2 separate regions of the Homo sapiens genome follow, and region 1 is linked to region 2. The links are chromatin loops, found by intact Hi-C in ENCODE. Cell type or tissue: thyroid gland. All regions are shown on one strand. Each heading gives the region's core, and the rest is flanking DNA. Links, peaks and the distances in the headings are about the cores only.

The links. A loop is a pair of places that touch in the nucleus more often than their neighbours do. Peaks named below come from ENCODE experiments on the same cell type or tissue, not always from the same donor. Only the 100,000 strongest peaks of a DNase experiment are listed, where the experiment ranks them.
Region 1: it touches region 2 in a loop (2.4-fold over the local background); 1 of 110 quality-filtered maps calls a loop at or near these places.

What each region holds. Positions count from the first base shown.
Region 1 is chr1:150,468,858-150,479,417 of GRCh38, reverse strand. RPRD2 (regulation of nuclear pre-mRNA domain containing 2) reads right to left here. Exons shown (of 11, transcript NM_015203.5): 11 at 2,852-8,857. The coding sequence ends at 6,084. Among named protein-coding and RNA genes, the nearest start is that of TARS2, 13 kb to the left of the region's middle. RefSeq lists an enhancer at 6,422-6,934. In thyroid gland, for the core only: no CTCF peak of the experiment used is centred there; no DNase peak of the experiment used is centred there.
Region 2 is chr1:150,647,388-150,655,977 of GRCh38, reverse strand. GOLPH3L (golgi phosphoprotein 3 like) reads left to right here. Exons shown (of 5, transcript NM_018178.6): 5 at 7,230-8,590. The coding sequence ends at 7,657. Among named protein-coding and RNA genes, the nearest start is that of ENSA, 22 kb to the right of the region's middle. In thyroid gland, for the core only: no CTCF peak of the experiment used is centred there; DNase peaks (open chromatin) are centred at 5,527 and 6,327; H3K27ac peaks cover 3,247 bases.

The DNA.
Region 1 (10,560 bases), core at 2,302-7,301, 180 kb after region 2:
GGCAAAGGATATGAGTAATTCTCGAAAATAAGGGGACACAATGGGGATGAGGAAGGAAGATCGCTGGAATATCCAATTTACCATGACCCTGAACATGTCCAGGGTAGACTGGTTTAGCCAACTCTCAAGTCAAACACAAAAACCTGCAACCTGCATTTGTGTTTTCCTTTTGAGACGGCGTCTCACTCTGTCACCCAGGCTGGAGTGCAATGGCACAATCTTGGCTCACTGCAACCTCTGCTTCCCGGGTTCAAGCGATTCTCCTGCCTCAGCCTCCCAAGTAGCTGGGATTACAGGTGCGTGCCACCATGCCCAGCTAATGTCCCCCCCTCCCCCCACTCCGAGACAGAGTCTTGCTCTGTCACCCAGGCTGGAATGCAGTGGTGCGATCTTGCCTCACTGCAACCTCCGCCTCCCAGGTTTAGGCGATTCTCCTGCCTCAGCCTCCTGAGTAGCTGGGATTACAGGCGCGTGCCACCACGCCCAGCTAATTTTTGTATTTTTAGTAGAGATGGGGTTTCACCATATTGGCCAGGCTGGTCTCAAACTCCTGACCTCGTGATCCGCCTGCCTTGGCCTCTCAAAGTGCTGGGATTACAGGCGTGAGCCACCACGCCTGGCCCTAATTTTTGTATTTTTAGTAGACAGGGCTTTGTCATATTGTCCAGGTTGGTCTTGAACTCCTGATCTCAAGCGATCTGCCCGCCTTAGCCTCCCTAAGTGCTGGGATTACAAGCGTGAGCCACCACGCCTAGTCTGTATTTGTGTTTCCTCAGTTGGCACTGAAGAATTCACTAGCCCCTCCACCCATATCTGTATTCTCAATTTTTGATTCTTCCCTAGGTGTGAACAAAGGATAGAAAAACGTAACATTTAAAAAAGGAAATGTACAGTTGGCTCTGTCTGGGGGTTCTGCATCTATGGATTCGACCAACCACAAAAGTATTCAGGAAAAGGTAATAAAAAAATTAAAAGTAACACAAATTTCAAAACATACTGTATACAACTATGTACATAGCACTCACATTGTATTAGGTATTAGTAATCTAGAGATGATTTAAAATTTACTGGATGATGTGTGTAGGTTATATGCAAATACTATGCCATTGTATGTAGGGGACTTGAGCATCTGTGGATTTTGGTATCCATGGGGGTCCTGGAACCTGGTATCCTTCATGGATACCGAGGAGGGTTGACTGTAACTGCAATGATCAACTTTTACATAGATGTTGGCCTTCTTATCCTCTTCCCCTCAAACTTGTAACTAAGCAAAGGCTTCTCCTTTCTTTCCCCAGCAATTAATTAAAAGTAACTGATAGTTTTACACTGCACTTGCTTCTTTGCTTTAGAGTGCTTCTATTTCCTTCTACATGGGGAAGACAGAACAGGATGTTTACTTAAGGGCCAATATCTCTCTTACTGATGACCCTCTCGTAGCCTTGCCTATGCAGCCTCAGTGAGTTATTACTTAGCAATTGTGAACAGCAGCTGACCGGACTTGTCCATACAGTTACTCATAAACAAGTATGAGAAACGCCCCAATACCCCAAAACCCATTCTGATTGTGTTTGCATTGCTACGTCTACATACATGAAGGAATAACTCATCCCTGCTACACAAGATTGGCTTACATTAAAAAAAAAAATTAGGCAGAGGAAATTATGAATAACATGCCCAGAAAACCTTATGAGGAAGTCTCAAAGCTGTTGCTTCTTTAGGGGTAGATATAGAAATCAGGTGGGCAAGTCAAGGTCCCAAGAGACAAGGAAAAAAAGGGTGAGCCAGATTCCAGTACAGTGGTACACCCTACCTGCTGGGTGTGTTCCCAGGCCACTGCTATTTAAGTGTCTGGTGACACATGTACGTACCTTCACATAAGCAAGGCTGCTATTTAGAGCCTTCTACCCTGCCAGTGACCCAGGCCTGGCCCAGATGCAGTGACTATCCCTCTTTACCCCTTACAGCCAGCATTCCAACCCAGCCTCACTGGGTTATGAACAAGGGATGGGGTAAGACAGAAGGGTTAAGTGTGGCTTCTGCACAACAGATTGCCAATATGCAGTAAGGGCAGATGTGGGCAAATAATTGGCCAGAAGGATCCCTGCTACCACCCCAAACCCCCAATTCTATGCTTGCTTTAAAAATGCTTCTTGGCTCACAGTTGCACAACCTTTTGAAGACATGCACAAAAAATTATTAATACAGTATATCCCACTTCACCAACCACTCCCTGAACATCTAGAACTCACCCGACCCATTATCCCTTTCCAAAATTCAATTACACAAAGGATCAAACAGAAAACCCACAAGGCCATAAAGATCTTAAGAGGCTCAGATTGCCTTCAGTGACATTAAGTGCAGAAGTCAAAGGGGACATCTGGAAAAGATCAACAGGAGGGGAAAAGTCAACCACACAACAAAGGAAACCATACTTTATTAAACTGGAAAACAAAATAATGGGGACAAAGGGATTAAAAAAAAAAGGAACGTCTGGAAGAGAGTAAAGTGCAAGTGGTTACGAAGTGGGTGGTCTGTGGTATCTCTGTGTGTGCCTGAGAAATGTGTGGGCGCACACACCACTACTCCCACCCCCATACCCTTGGACCAAAAGCCAATACAACCATATCTTCTGAGATATATCCAGGCTTTTCCTTCTGCATTCTCTAGTTGGTTTCACCTTCGGCCCTGGACAGTCAGGCTGGGTCTTTGCTAGAGAAAACTTAGGTTTTCCAACCACAGGCCTGCTCCACAAAGCAGCGGTTTCAGCTCCTGAGAAGTTCCCTCCTATTTGCACTCACTAGGAAGCCAGGGGCCCCTGGTCCAAGCCCGTCTCAAAGAAAAATGTCAAACCTTTCAAACTAGTTATTTTATTAAACGATATTAACACACATTTCAAAAGGATTTCATTGTTGTTGCTTCTAAAGCATGTACTTGTTTTGTTTTCCACACCGAACACGTGAGAATATCAATCCAACATATCTATTTTAGATCTTAACAGGCGCCCCCGCCCACTTAAAAAAAATAGTGGGGGAACTGGGGAAAGCAGTAATTTACAGCGGCTTCAAAACAGTAACAGCTGAAGCTCAATTCTGCAGGAACCGGTAACTTCAGGATTGAGAGTGAATATCCTGCCATTAGGAAGTTTATCGTATTCACATTATCTCGATAGGTTTGCTGGACCCATATATATCACAAACATTTTATTCCTGGTATTGGAAAGTATAAAAGTCCTATTCTCTGCTTATTTTCCCCTCCCTGGAATCAAACCAAATTCTATTTACTCTCAACTTTTGAGAGGGTAGAGGGGAGCAGGGAGAGAGCTCTCATCTAAGCTGACTGAAGAGTAAACTCTTTCAAAATACTTAAGGACCCTATTTCTGAACTGTATCACTGAACTTTAAGTGGTACTAGTGTATTCACAACCCCTACCAATTCTCTGTCTGTGATTTTACAGTGAGTACCAAGGACCTTACAACTTCTCACATTCTGCTTCCATATGAATCATGTCCTTGCTAAGACACACTATGTTATGCTTTCTTTAAAAAATATCTTGTTTATTTGTTTAAACTCAGGTTGAAATACAAAAGTCAGAGCATGGTCACGGAGTTTTAAATCACAGACACAGAAAGAATAAAACCCCTTTCTTTCACGTTATGAATACCAGAACTGTCTTTTCTGTTTCACTATTTATCACATATATACACACTGTCATCTTCATTTACTGATGTAAATGTAAATTTTAAGATTTCCTTAAAATTAATAGCTGACAGTCTCATACAAATCCTCACTTCCATCCTAAAACAAACATATTGAGGATTTTGTGGCTTAAAAAACAAAAAAGTACCCCACAAAAACCCAACTCCTTAAAAGCCCACCTTCGAAACTGTCCAACAAAGTCTTCCTTTCATGTATTAACCATCATACTTTTGAGGACAATTATCCCGCCCCAACGTTCAGGAAGCCACTTTCCTGACATCCCCACATTTTCTGATAAAAATTAAATGGTCAGAGAGCCTTATCAAGTAAACACTACTTTTAGCTTAAACAAGAGCAGCAAAGAGAATTCACATTCTTTTATTCTAGAATGAAAAACATCCCATTTAATTTCTGCAAAAAAAAAACCTATTTCAATTTTGAAAGTCAAATATCATTTCCCCACCTCCCACCCCATTTTCTCTTATGCTTTTCCCTAACAAATGTCTTAGGACTCAATATAACTATACTTTCTTTTCTTTGCTACACTACATACCCCATCCCACACGTAAGGTCATGGTATCATGCATTTTTGTGGGGAGAGCTACAGGGCAGAGAGGGTCGAGGAAAGAAAGAACAGTTGGCTTAAGACCAGACAGGCATTAAGAAGATGAATGACCTGCAGCATCCTAACCCCAGAACACATGGCGAGCCCAAATAAATAACAGAATAAATTACGCAAAAACTCCCAAATCATGATGTGCACCTGGTTTATGCTGCTCTTTCTCTGAAAAGTTCATTCTGAGAGAATCATTTTCTGTCACTACATTGCCCACCCTCCCCCATCTTTAATATTCTACTGGAGGAAAAAGCAACCCCATACTTCCTATAGTTAGTTCTATACTAACTTGGAAGAAAATATGAAACTTGCCAGAATTCTCTGGAAAACTAAACACATACTGTTTTACTCATCTAGCTGGAGATTATCAGTTGAGTATGCCTTGGGGTAAGACACTAAATTAAAAAAAAATTGTAGTAAAGCAACATTTACTTTTCAGTGTCCCTAGATATAAAGATATAAACACTCAAAGTACAGTGATTGTCTATTTCCCAAGTACTAGATGTAGAAATACAAACAAGTCTTTCAGTCCAGGGAGAAGGAAAGCACTTATCTTGCATGTAAAACAACTAAGGGCAGAAATGGTCTTTATTTCCTATTGGGAGCGAGAGGTGGGGGTAAGACTTGAGCCTTGAAATGGGATAGACACATGTGTATAATATAAAGGAAAATGCTACTGAATCTCCTCCTTTAAAATATCAAGAATAGGGGTGAATAACACGACTGAGGCAAGGGGAAAAGGAAGATAAAGACAAATATTTCTTTCTTTAATAGTTAACCTTTGTTGAAAACCACCAATAAATATCACTTACATTAGGGAGGCACCATGGTAAAATTAATGTCTACTTCTTATATTTAAAAATGCAGGGATAATATTTCTGTTGCACCTTTGTATCAATAGTCAACTGTAGTGACTGTCTTTCTGGCCACAGCAGAAGAAAAACTGAGGGAGATAAAGTCAAAAAGGAAAAGCAAGAGGCATGAGCTTGGTGCAAGACATGTGAAACTACCTTGAAAACATTTCCTATTCTCTTGTTTACAAAAAAACAGGCAGGTCACATCACACCATTAATGCTTCCTTTCCTTATTTTACATACTGTAGTCACTCCTTATTTTAACCTTGAGGCTGATTAAAAAAAGATTTTAGGAGAAGGGTAAAGAACTAAACTTCAACATGCCTTTAAAAACAAAACAAATAAACCTGACAGGTTCAAGGTCTCTCACATTTCCTCCCTTGCAACATCTCTTGGCTGTTAGCAGGACACAGATACACAGGGAAGGGAGCCGAGCTGGCTACAGCAGTTACTAAGCTGCCGAGAGAGGGGACGGGAATCCTTCCATTGACTACTCGATAAGCCAAGCCCAAAATAACATCCCAACATTGCACATGTGGTTATCTGTACTGATGGAAGTTTTATTTCAAATGTAATAATACTCTTCAATAGATGGGGTAAAATAAAGATTGTTTTCCTCCCCACTCCCCAACCCCCCAGCCAAATGAAATGGCTTTGGTTGTGTTTCTTTACTTTTTTTTTTTTTTTTTTTTTTTAATACAAACAACTTGGGGAAGGTAGATAAGTGCAATGGGAGGGAGGATTGAATTGAATAGTAAAACGTAAGCGTATGTGATTTCTTACTTTGGAAGAGAGGCCCTTTGTTATAATAAAAAAAAAATCGAGAAAGAGAAAACAAATAAAAACAACAACAATAAACCAAACTCCTACTTCCAATGTTCTCTAGACTGTTCAAAATGCCTTTCCCTTGGTTTCCATCAGTACCTGGGAGGGAAGAATGGGCGTTTTGGTGCAAAGAACGGAGGGCCCCTAGCAAAAGGTGGCCTGGGTCTCTTTAAACTGTGAAATGGGTCTCTGCTGAGAAAAGGTTCCCTAGGCCGAAAGTCTGGCCGGGGACTCCGTAAGATTATACCACTCCGGCTGATGGTGTCTCTGTGTGAGGGACCCAAGGGGGGGCCACTGCTGCTGTTGCTGCCTCCCCCACCTCCTCCTCCATGGGGTGGGCCCAGGTGTTCCAGAGAATGGGAGGGTAGGGTGAGGCTCTCTCGTACACGGCTAAGGCCAGGGCCGTTGAGGTCCCGTTGGGTGGGGCCCCCGTGGTCCCTGGGTCCTGGGAGTACCCCAAAATGCTCAGCCAGGGTCCCTTGAAGGAGGGAACTATGGTCCTTGGGAAATACTGCCACAGCCCCTGCCACTCCGTGCTCTGCCAGTGGTGGGGCTGGGAAGGGTACAACTCCAGAGTGGTCAACAGGGGGTGGAGGAGGGGGTGGAGTAGAAAAGGGGACACCACTCCCACCACTGCTGCTATGTTCCCCAGGAGGGGGAGGAGGAGGTGGGGTAGGGAAAGGAATTCCACTGTGCTCTCCAGGAGGAGGGGGTGGGGCAGCATGGGCCAGGGCTGCCTCCTTTGTGAAGGGGTTCGAAAGATCCACAGAGGGTAGATGAGTGGGTGCATCTCGAGAGAAGATACCACCATGATCCTTAGGAGGGACAGGTGGGGCAGATGATGGCCCCACTGGCTCTCTCTGGAAGGGTGTCCCATGTTCCAAGGGGGATGGGGGAAGATGATGCTCAAATGTTGAGTTGAAACTGTTGGAACGAAAGCTGCCGACACTCTCCTGAAATTGAGGTGCCCGTTCCTTGTATGGTGCTGTTTTAAAGCCAGTGAGGCCTCCGCTGCCCCCACCCCCAAGGGATGCCAACTCAGAGGCACTTGAAGGGCCATTGTCAAAAGAGCTACCTGATGTGCTCAGATCAAACCAACCCACCCTTGAAGCCTCACGCCCATGTCCTCTATTTCCCTTCCCAGGAACTCGGATGGACTCTACGGTCTGGATCGGCTCCCCTGACATCCTCCTATTGGATGCACTGTGATAACCCAAGGTTTCTATAGGGGCCCCCTTTTCTTCTGTGCTATCAGGCAAGTCTAAGCAGGAGGAGGAGACGCGGGTTTCTATGCGGTAGTGCTCTTCTTGTTGCTGCTGATCAGTGGCGGTCAAGCTGGGTTGGGTGAGGTTTGAGAGACTGACACCATCACTTGGAGTGCCCTTGCTGGGAGCCTGGCCAAAATGCTTATCATCTGAGGGCTTACGTGAGGCGTTTTTAAGCATATTCTTAAATTCAATCGTCGACGTGGTGGAAATGGTGGAGGCCAGGACTTTCTCCACGCCTGACGTGGGTGGGTGACCCGTGGGAGCGGCAAGGGTGTTCTGCGGAGAGAAAAGGGAACGATGTGGGACTGGGTGAGGAGAGTCTGGGTACTGCTTCTGTGGCAAACTGAGATGCCCAGTGGTAGATTGAGACAAGCTATTGTGGTTGGAGTCAGGGGTGAAAAATGAATCATTCTTACTCGGTGATGGTGACCGGTCAGACCCAGGTTCATTCCCTCTTACGCTGAAGGCACCAAATAGCCCAGGGGAAGATGAGAGACGGTCACAGTTCTCACTAGAGTCCAGGAGGGCCCTTACAGATGGAGGGAAGGCAGACTTTACCCCAAATTCTTGGGCTCTGTGGCTATAACTGGACAGAATTGGCTGGTACTCGGTGGTATCAGACAGCTTGCTTGATTTCAGGATAGATTTGGCTGGTTTCTTCTCTAGGTTCATCATGGCAGAGGGTGGAGGCCCTGAATACTCAAAATCTCGGTAATCCTCATCTTCTTGGAAAGAAGTATCTGGGTAGAACTTTTCCTGTGAAGAGTCCATCAGGGAAGATGGTCTCTCCATTCCATCAGAAGGCTGCTTATAGGGAGATTCACTGCCCAGACCAAAGGGTCGATATGTAGATACAGAATTGGAGAGCTCTCGGGGGTAGCTTTCATCTCTCCCAGGGGGTGGTGATCTTGTACTGCTGGGTGTTGAGGAACCAGGGCTAATGATCTTAGAAAGCAGGGACATAGTATCTACACTGCTGGATGTGGGCTTGTCCATCATCTCATCCTGGGTGGGTGTCCCACTCCGTTCATCCCGTACAGGGGTTCCATCAATGTTGTCGATTGAGGTGCTAGTAGGGCCACGCTGGAAGTCTGAGGGATGGCTCTCTGATGGGGCGCTGGACCCCAAACTGCTCAGGATTGGGATGTTTAAGTTTAAGCCACTGAAACCAGGATTACCTTTTAAGAAGTTGTGAATCTTCATTTCCAGGCTTGGGGAGGTGGACTCTGACTCCAGCTTTGGCTTGGAGACCTCTGAAGATTGGCAGATGGTAACTTCAGTAGGTGGGGCAGCAGGGCTAGTATTGTGGGTAGCTGTAAACCCCAAAGAGTTGGAAGGTAGTTTAAAAGTAGTGCTTGGGAGCCCTGGGCTTTGCCCAATTGAGGCCTTGCTGGCTGAAGTTGAAGAGACTTCAGAAGTTGATGAGTTAGGAGAATAGTTGAAGCTTTTGGGAATAAAAGGTTGGGCACTGGAGGGCAGATTTCTTCCCTTTATGGTAGAGACTGTGGTGTTGGCAGGGGAGGCTGAAGTGCTCTGTGAGGCAGCTTCACTGGCTGGAACTGGGTTCCCAGTAACACTCTGAAGTAAAGATGACAGGCCTGTAGAAACAAAGATTAGAGGGGTTAAAAAGAACAACTCCCTATCATACAATGCAAACAATGTAGGCTAATCAGATACTCTCATTCATTTTGGTGGGAACCAGATAGACAAAGTGTAAGGCCAAAAGGAATCCAGACCAAACAAGCAATGGCTAAATGTCACAGAAAATACAGGGCCTATTTTATCAATAAAGAGCAAATCACTGAAATGTTTCCAGTACAGTCCAGAAATCAGCCCAACATGGCACAATAAAAGGCAACAGGAAGGGGGAGATTTTAATGTCAGAATCATTCATAGTTTAAGTTAGGCAAAGCAGGAAAAGAAAGGAGGCAAAGTTATTCTTAAAACAACACTTTAAGCCAGTATTTCTTAATGTTTGATCTGTGGAAGTGTTTCTCTAAATGCAAACAGATCTGTTCTACCTTTCCTGTCCAACCTTCAAACCAACCTTCAACCTTCAAACTTATTATCTCTAATAAGTTAATATACATTGTTATTTTCAAGCGGGAGACAGGCAAATGCAAATTTCAGAAACTTATCTGAACAGCAAACACCTTTTTCAAGAAGCACCTCTTGGTAGACTGTTGTTACTTTTTGAAAAACAATGCTTTCAACCATCCGTTTTGGTTGTAAAATGTAGCTATAACAAACATACACCACAAAGACTTACAAAGACAGACCACCAGGGACACTGGTCCTTTCACAAGAAAACACACAATCCCCATTTTATAGTGTGGAAAATCCAAGGATTATTTAGTCCAGATTGACAATGATGGAATTTAACTGTGTTCACTGACAGTCAAAACTTTCTCAGAAGCACTGAGAAAGAATTCTTTGGGGCAAAGGCTGAAGTTCAACAAAGCAAACTGCTCCTGTAGAAAATTTTTTAGAAAAATATTTGACAAAAAGATAACAGAAGGTTCTATAAATTCAATCATATTTTTAAAAATTTACCCAATTTCTGGTCACAAATGAAGACTTTTGGCTGGGCACGGTGGCTCATGCCTGTAATCCTAGCATTTTGGGCAGCAGAGGCAGGAGGATGGCTTGAGGCCAGGAGTTTGAGACCAGCCTGGGAAACACAGAGAGACTCTGTCTCTAAAAAAAATTTAAAAATCAGCTGGGCATGATGGTGCATGCCTGTAGTCCTAGCTACTCAGGAGGCTGAGGCTGGAGAATCACTTGTGCCCAGTTCAAGGTTACAGTAAACTAACTATGACTCTGCCACTGCACACCAGCCTGGGTGGCAAAGTGAGTCTCTGTATTTAAAAATAAATTAATTAAAAAAATTTTTAATATACATTTCACCCAAATTTATAGCTTTTAGTCACTGAATACACTAACATTGTTCCTTAGTAATTATATGATTAAAGAAAATACTTCATGTGATATTTCAATTAACATTTCTTCAAAATTTCAATTTTAACCCATATTCTAACAGATTTGGCCTAAAGAATTTCAAGTCCCCTCCATCCTTGTAACATTTTAAAGCCATTTATTTCTAAATAATGTTGGATGGTCTTTATTGTTATCCAATATTCAGTAATATCCAAACAACTGAAATAATGTTTACTTTAGTTATGATCCTTCTGAAGAAAAAAAAAAATCGGCATGTTTCATTCCAAAAAAAGTTCCCTAGCCACATAATTCATCCCTACTAATAGTTTCCTTTTTTTTTTTCAAGAGACAGGCTCTTGCTCTG
Region 2 (8,590 bases), core at 3,591-8,590:
TTTACTGCAGGAATTGTAAATGCAAACCATTCACAGTCTTGCTCAGCTAAGGGGATAATAAAGAAACAGTCTTTTAAATCTATAACTATTAAAGGCGAATTTTTAGAATTGTAGTAGGAGAAGGCCGTCCTGGCTGTAATGCTCCCATAGGTTGTATAACTGAATTGATGGCTCTAAGATCTGTTAACATTCTCCATTTACCTGATTTTTTCTTAATTGCGAAAACTGGAGAATTCCAAGAGGAAAATGTTGGAGCTGTGTCCGTTTTCTAATTGTTCATTAACGAAGTCCTTTAAAGCCTCTAGTTTCTCTTTACTTAGTGGCCATCGTTCTATCCAAATTGGCTTATCTGTTAACCATTTTAAAGGTATAGGCTCTGGAGGCTTAACAATGGCTGCCATCAAAAATGATATCCTAAACCTTGGCAGGAACTTTGTCTTTCCACTTGAAGTGGTTCCTTCAAACCTTGCAAATTTTTTCCTAGTCCCATACCAGGGACATGCCCCATTTCATGCATCATATGTTGATTTTGAGGGCTATATAATTGCTCTGGAATTAGAACTTGTGCTCCCCATTGTTGTAATAAATCTCTTCTCCATAAATTTATAGGTACATAAGTTATAACTGGTTGAATAGTCCCAGGTTGTCCATTGGGCCCTTCACAATGGAAAATGTAACTACTTTGATACACTTCAGGGTCCTTACCAACTCCAACTATGTTAAATTGGGCGGGTTGAATTGGCCACGCAGACGGCCAGTGCTGTAGAGAAATGATTGAAATGTCTGCTCCTATAGCTACCAAACCTTTAAATTTCTTTCCCTGAATAGTTATTTCACAGGTAGGACATTTATCAGTAATTTGATTCATCCAATAAGCAGCTTTGCCTTGTTTATTTGTGCTTCCAAATCCTCCTGTTCATTTAATTTCACTTTTCCCCATTTCCACATACGGTACAATCAGGAGCTGTGCTATACGCTCTCCTGGCTCTGCTTTCCAGGGAACAGAAGTAGATATAACAATTTGAATTTCCCCACTGTAATCTGAATCAAGGACTCCTGTATGTATTTGTACTCCTTTTAAACTTAAACTAGATCTCCTAGAAGTAATCTTATCGTTCCCGCTGGCAAGGGTCCACAGACTCCTGTTGGGACCTTTTGCGGGAGTTCCCCAGGCAGAAGGCTCACAGCTTTTGTGCAGCATAAATCTACTGCGGCACTACCTGCTATGGCGGGGGACAGATATTGTACAGGGATGAGGGAATGGCCTAAGCTGGAAATGCCCCGGTTTGGAACAGGCCCAGACGGGCCCCTCATGGCGTTTCCCAAATTTAAAAGGAAAAGGCTCAAATGTAGCCATAATATTTCCCTGTTGATCTGGAGGGTGTATCCTAACAGGGAACTGCTTGCTGATTATTTCTTCTGCTTCTTCAAATTTGTTTTTCGTTTTTTGTTTTTTTGTTTTTTTTTTTTAAACGGAATGTCTTGCTCTGCCTCCCAGGCTGGAGTGCAGTGGCACAATCTTGGCTCGCTGCAACCTCTGCCTCCTAGGTTCAAGCACTTCTCCCTGCCTCAGCCTCCCGAGTAGCAGGGATTACAGGCTCCCACCACCACACTAGCTAATTTTTGTATTTTCAGTAGAGATAGGGTTTCCCTATACTGGCCAGGCTGGTCTTGAACTCCTGACCTCAAGTGACTCACCCACCTTGGCCTCCCAAAGTGCTGGGATTACAGGAATGAGCCACCATGCCCAGCCCCCCTAGTATATTTTTTTATTTCAGTTATTATAAGTTTTAGCTCCAGAATTTCCTTTTGGTCCCTTTCTCTATCTCTTTATTGATATTATCATTTTGCTTCTACATTATTTTCCTGTCTTTATCCATTTTTTTAAATATTTGAGCATCTTTAAGACAGTTGTGGCTGGGTGCGGTGGCTCACACCTGTAATCCCAGCACTTTGGAAGGCCAAGGCAGGTGGATCACTGGAGGTCAGGAGTTCAACACCAGCCTGGCCAACATGGTGAAACCCCGTCTGTACTGAAAATACAAAAATTAGCTGGGCGTGGTGGTGGGCACCTGTAATCCCAGCTACTTGGGAGGCTGAGGCAGGAGAATCACCTGAACCTGGGAGGTGGAGGTTGCAGTGAGACAAGATTGTGCCGCTGCACTCCAGCCTGGGTGACAAGAGTGAAACTCCATCTCAAAAAAAAAAACAAAAGATAGTTGTAGTGGGTGTGGTGGCTCACACCTGTAATCCCAGTACTTTGGGACACTCAGGTGGGAAGATCACTTGAGTCCAGGAATTTGAGACTAGCCTGGTCAACAGTGAGACCTCATCTCTACAAAACATAAAATTAGCTGAACATGGTGGTACATGCCTATAGTCCCAGCTACTCAGGAGGCTGAGATGGGAGGATCAGTTGGGCTGGGGAGGTGGTGGCTGCAGTGAGCCAAGATCACACCACTCCATTCCAGCCTGGCAACAAAGCAAGACCCTGTCTCCAAAAAAAAAAAAAAAAAAAAAAAGTTGCTTTCAAGTCTTTCTCCAGTAAATCTAACATAGGAGGCTGAGGCAGGAGAATCACTTGAACCCGGCAGGCAGCGGTTGCAGTGAGCTGAGATCATGCCATTGCACTCCAGCCAGGGCGACAGTGTGAGACTCCGTCTCAAAAAAAAAAAAAAATAAAAAAAAAAAGATTTATACCAAGTTTAATTCCAAGGAAACTTTACTTCTATATAACTCTATTCCCTCTCCCTCTTTTTGTGTTAATATTGCTATATGTTTCTTTTCTTTTTTTTTTTTTTTGTTTTTTTGGCTTTTGGGTTTTTTGTTGTTGTTGTTTTTTGTTTTGTTTTGTTTTTTTAGACAAAGTTTCACTATGTTACCCAGACTGGTCTTAAACTGCTGGGCTCAAGCAATCTGCCCACCTTGGCATCCCAAAGTTCTGGGATTACAGGCATGGGCCCACCATGCCAATATTGTTACACGTATTACATCTCTATGTGTTACAAATTCAACAATTCATTGTTGTAATTATTAAAGAAGAGAAGAAAGCACAAATATATACTTATAGAGTTTGTTATATTAACCTCCTTATTTACCATTTCTGGTTTTCTTCATTTCTTCCTGTGGATTCAAGTTACCATCTGTTGTCATTTTCCTTACTTCAACACAACTTTTTTCCCACCCTCTTTCTTTGTGCTATTATTACATTTCTATGTGTTATAACCTTGCGCAAAAGTTTAAAAAGTTAAAAATTATAACTCAACAATAACAATTATATAAATATTGTTTTGTGCAATTGCTTTATAAATCAGTTGAGATGAAGTATCCAATTATACCATCTTTTTTATTACTTACATAATTACTTTTACTGTTTGTTCACGTGGATTCAAATTACTGTCTAGTGTGTCCTGCTCTCAGCCTTAACAACTTCCCTTTAGTTTTAGTATTAATATTTCTTATAAGCAGGTCTGCTAGCAGTGAACTCTTTCAGATCTAGGAATGTATTTATTTTTTCTCCTTTTTAGAAATTTTTCTTTGCCTTCATTTTTGTTTTGTTTTTTTTAGGGTTTTTTTTTTTTTTTTTTTTTTTTTTTTGAGACAGAGTCTCACTCTGTCACCCAGTCTGGAGTGCGGTGGCACGATCTCAGCTCAATGCAACCTCCACTTCCTGGGTTCAAGTGATTCTCCTGCCTCAGCCTCCTGAGTAGCTGGGACTACAAGTGCATGCCACCACACCTGCTTTGCTTTTATTTCTGAAAGATAGTTTGCCAGTTATAAGATTCTTGGCTAATAGTTTCTACCCTCACTTTGAATAAGTCTACTCATTCTTCTGGCCTGCATTTTTTCTAATGGGAAGTCAGTTATTAAGCTTACAAAGTTCCACTGTGATGTGATAAGTCATTTTTCTCTTCTGCTTTCATGATTTTCCACTTATTTTTGGTTTTCAACATTTTTACTATGATGTTGGATATGGGTCTCTTTGTGTTCATCCAACTTGGAGTTTGTTGAACTTCTCCAATGTGTGGTTGAGTGTTTTTCATCACGTTTGGCAAGATTTTAGCCATTACTTTCTTGAGTATTTTTTCTGCCTCTTTCTCTCCTTTCCTTCTGGTGCTTCCATTTTATGTATGTTCATCAAGTTGATGATACTTTATATTTCTCTGAGTCTGTTCATTTTTCTTCATTCTCTTTTCTCCTTGTTCTTCATATTACATAATTTCTTTGATCTCTAAGTTTGCTAATTCTTTATTTTGCCAGCTCAGATCTCTTGTTGGATCCCTTGAGTGATTTTTTCATTTTGTTTGTTGTACTTTTTTTTTTTTTTTTTTTTTTGAGTTTCGCTCTGTCGCTGAGGCTGGAGTGTAATGGTGTGATCTTGGCTCATTGCAACCTCCGCCTCCTGGGTTCAAGTGATTCTCCTGCCTCAGCCTCCTGAGTAGCTGGAACTACAGGCACACACCACCATACCCGGCTAATTTTGTATTTTTAGTAGAGACAGGGTTTCACCATATTGGCCAGGCTGGTCTCAAACTCCTGGCTTCAAGTAATCCGCCTGCCTCAGCCTCCCAAAGTGCTGGGATTACAGACGTGAGCCACCATGCCCAGTCTGTTGTACTTTTAAACTCTAGGATTTCTAAATGGTTTTTTTGTTTTTGTTTTTTTGAGATGGAGTCTTGCTTTGTTGCCCAGGCTGGAGTGCAGTGGCACTATCTCAGCTCATTGCAGCCTCCACCTCCCAGGTTCAAGCGATTCTCTGCCTCAGCCTCCTGAGCAGCTGGGATTACAGGTGCCCACCATACCTGGCTAATTTTTGTATTTTTAGTAGAGATGGCGTTTCGCCATGTTGGCCAGGCTTGTCTTGAACTCCTGGCCTCAAATGATCCACCCACCTCAGCCTCTCAAAATGCTGGGATTACAGGCGTGAGCCACCGCACCTGGTCTAAATGGATCTTTTTTATAATTTCTGTCTTTATTTATATTCTCTATATGATAAGTCATGGTTTCCCTTAGGTCTTTGAACATATTTATAAAAGCTGCTTTATAGTCTTTGTAAAGTCCAACATTTTAGCGTTCTCAAAGGCAGTTTCCATTGCCTGCTTTTTTTCTTCTGAATGGGTCAATGGGTCACAATTTATTCTTTGTATACTTCATACTTTTTTGTCAAAAACTGGACATTTTAGATAATTGTGCAACTCTGGATACTACACTGCAGCTGTCCCCAACTTTTCTGGCACCAGGACAGGTTTCGTGGAAGACAGTTTTTCCACTGGGGTGGGAGACGGGGGGATGGTTTCGGTATGATTCAAGTGCATTGCATTTATTAGAGTCTCACAAGGAACATGCAACCTAGATCCCTCCCATGTGCAGTTCACAATAGGGTTCACACTCCTGTGGGAACCTAATGCCACTGCTGATCTGATGGGAGGCAGAGCTCAACTTTACTCACCCATGGCTCACCTCCTGCTGTGCAGCCGGGTTCCTAACAGGCTGCAGACCAGTACCAGTCCATGGTCCAGGGGTTGGGGACACCTGCTATACTGGTTTCTCCTTCCCACTAGAGGTTGATTGTGTTGTTTGCTTGGTAATTTGTTTCCTTAGTGACTTGCCTGCAGCAGCTCTCTGAAGTCTGTTTCTCTTGTAGTGTGCAGCCTCTGATGTCACTGCTCATATTTTCTTGTTTTTATCTTTTGGCCTAACTCCCTGTGTGTTGCCAGTGGGTCAGTAGAAGCCACTTATTAGTCAAAGGTTGTGCTTAAGACCTTTTAGCCAATTAAATTTTTTTATCCTTTACTGTTGGATATGTGTGTGTGATTTTGACATAGCCATCACAAATCAGGGAGTTTACATTTTGCCCCACATTCAGTGAGGAACTAGCAGCTTGGAAGTTCCCTCTCTGATTTCTTCTCGGAGAGAGTACATCCTTGGACATACACCAGGGATGTATGTGATTTTTTTAATTTTATTTTTATTTTTTATTTTTCATTTCTTGAGATGAAGTCTCACTCTGTCACTCAGGCTGGAGTGCAGTGGTACAATCTCAGCTGACTGAAACCTCCGCCTCCTGGGTTTTCCTGCCTAAGCCTCCAAGTAGCTGGGACTACAGGCGTGTACCACCACACCCGGCTATTATTATTATTTTTAAGCTTAGCTTTCTAGGAGTTGCCTCTGAGTTAGGGTAGCTTATTGTTCAGCCAGTGTTGGTTCAGTGGTTGTGCTTTAGCCCTTGGTGCCAGTGAAGCATCCACCCTTTTTTGATAGATCTATGTGTGGTCTGGGGAATACTCTCAAGTCAAGCCCCACGTCCTGCTCTGATTGCTCCTGAGTGGGTGCAGCCTGGTGCAAGCACACAGTCTTCCCAACCCCCAGTGTTGGTCATGATTCCAGAAGGACTTTTCTTGGCTTTCTGTTTCTCTGGTTCTGCCTGTTAAACTTCTGGAGGCTTTGCCATTTGGGTTTGTCATACCAGTGCCATAGAGCTAGCAGCACCTTGTAATTGCTCTCCACCAAGATCTCTATGGTTTTCAACACCCTTAGGCATAGAATTCTCCACACTGTGTTCCAAATAAAGTCAGTCCTCTCAGGCAGAGCTTTGGAGCTCTTCATTCTTCAGGCCTTCCTTCCCTCCTGGGCAGAACTTCTGCACAAGGGCCCACTTCTCCTACAGTGATACCCACCTGCTGTATGAGTAGGTGCTGGGGGAAAGAGGTGTTAGCCCCTGGTCTTCTTGACTTGCCTTTTCTGTTGCAGAATCTCTAATCTACGAACAAGCTGGAATGGGAGCAATTGAAGTCTAAATATTGTCAGCCTACCAGGCCTGGGATAGAGCTTCTGCTCTACAAATAGGGTAGGGAACCTCAGTCCTCTTAGCTTCACCAGCAAATAGAACTTCCACAATATAGAGTAGAAATCATCTGGGAGAGACTGGTGTCCTAAATAGAATTTGAAAAATACATAAATAATTACAGTGTCACAGAGGTCACATAAGAACAGAAATAAAGTCTATAAGCTCTAGCAATATGGAAGTCCTTGGTGACATTTTTTGAAGCTGGTTTAATGTGAAATGTGGTTGGAGTCAAAGCCAGATTATAAAGGACTAAGGATTAAATGAATTGAGGAATGAAGATTATGCTTTTAAACATTTTAGCCATTCAAGTTTCCAAACAACTACATGTTTCATTTTGCTTTTCTCTTTCAGTTCATTATGTCCTATTTCTTTTTTCTCATAGGTGAGACCTGGAACCCCTTCAAATTACAGTACCAGCTGAGAAATGTACGAGAGCGCATCGCAAAGAACCTAGTAGAGAAAGGTATTCTAACCACTGAGAAGCAGAATTTCCTGCTATTTGACATGACTACTCATCCAGTGACCAATACAACAGAGAAACAGCGACTAGTGAAAAAACTTCAAGATAGTGTACTAGAGCGGTGGGTAAATGACCCTCAGCGTATGGACAAGCGAACACTAGCACTCCTGGTGCTAGCCCACTCCTCTGATGTGCTAGAGAATGTCTTCTCCTCTCTGACAGATGACAAGTATGATGTGGCAATGAATCGAGCCAAGGACTTAGTAGAACTGGACCCTGAAGTGGAAGGGACAAAGCCTAGTGCCACAGAAATGATCTGGGCTGTGCTGGCAGCCTTCAATAAATCTTAAAGCCGGCAGGTGGATTTCTCCTTTTCCCCTGCTGGCTGGTGACTGTCAGAGACCCCATCACTGAGTTTTGTGTGATGAGATGTTTTCATCATTTTTGTTTCCTTTTCTTGAATCAGACTTGTGATTTGGGGAGAGCAACTTCAGGGCTTCTCCATAGACCTTGACCATTATAAGCAGACCTTATTTCTCCCTACACTTCCACTCCATAGGTAAATAAACTGGGTGAAGCCACACACACCCAATGAACATTTTCTCCCATTTGGTGGTTTAGTTTCACCCAGTGTGCTTTTGGATAAGCAGAAATATCTAAATGGGATTTTGAGTTCTCCAGCTATAGAATGTGAATGAGATAAAAAGTGAACTATCTATTATATTTTTCTGAGTTTGTTTTCTATCATAAATACATGTTTTCACAGCCTTTGTCTCTCAGACTCTGCTAAATAATGTAGCTTATTGAAATAACTGTCGCTGAATAAGGAGCAATGAGAAACAAAACTAATTTTTGGAGCAGATGGTCTCTGGAATTGCATATCCTGCTAGTGATTTTCTCATCTTTCCTTTTCTAACCTAATGAGAATGTCCCAGATTCAATTACCTGGATGTCAAAGTCCTAGAGCCAGAAATATATTCTCTCATCCCTCTTAGCATTCTCTTGCTCCCTCATTCACTAGGGCAAATGTCTAAATGAAGAAAAGTCTCTCTCAACACCTCGTTCATGCAATCAGCATTAGAATTTGTAAGGAAGGAAGGGGGGTGGCATGAAAATTTCCATTCTTGGGGTATATGACTGTCCTGTTTCCCCCAGGCCACTTTTTTTTTTTTTTTCTTTTGAGACAGGGTCTTGCTCTTGCCCAGGCAGGAGTACAGTAGTGCAATCACAGCTGACTGCAGCCTTGACCTCCAGGGCTCAAGGATCCTCCTGCCTCAGTCTCC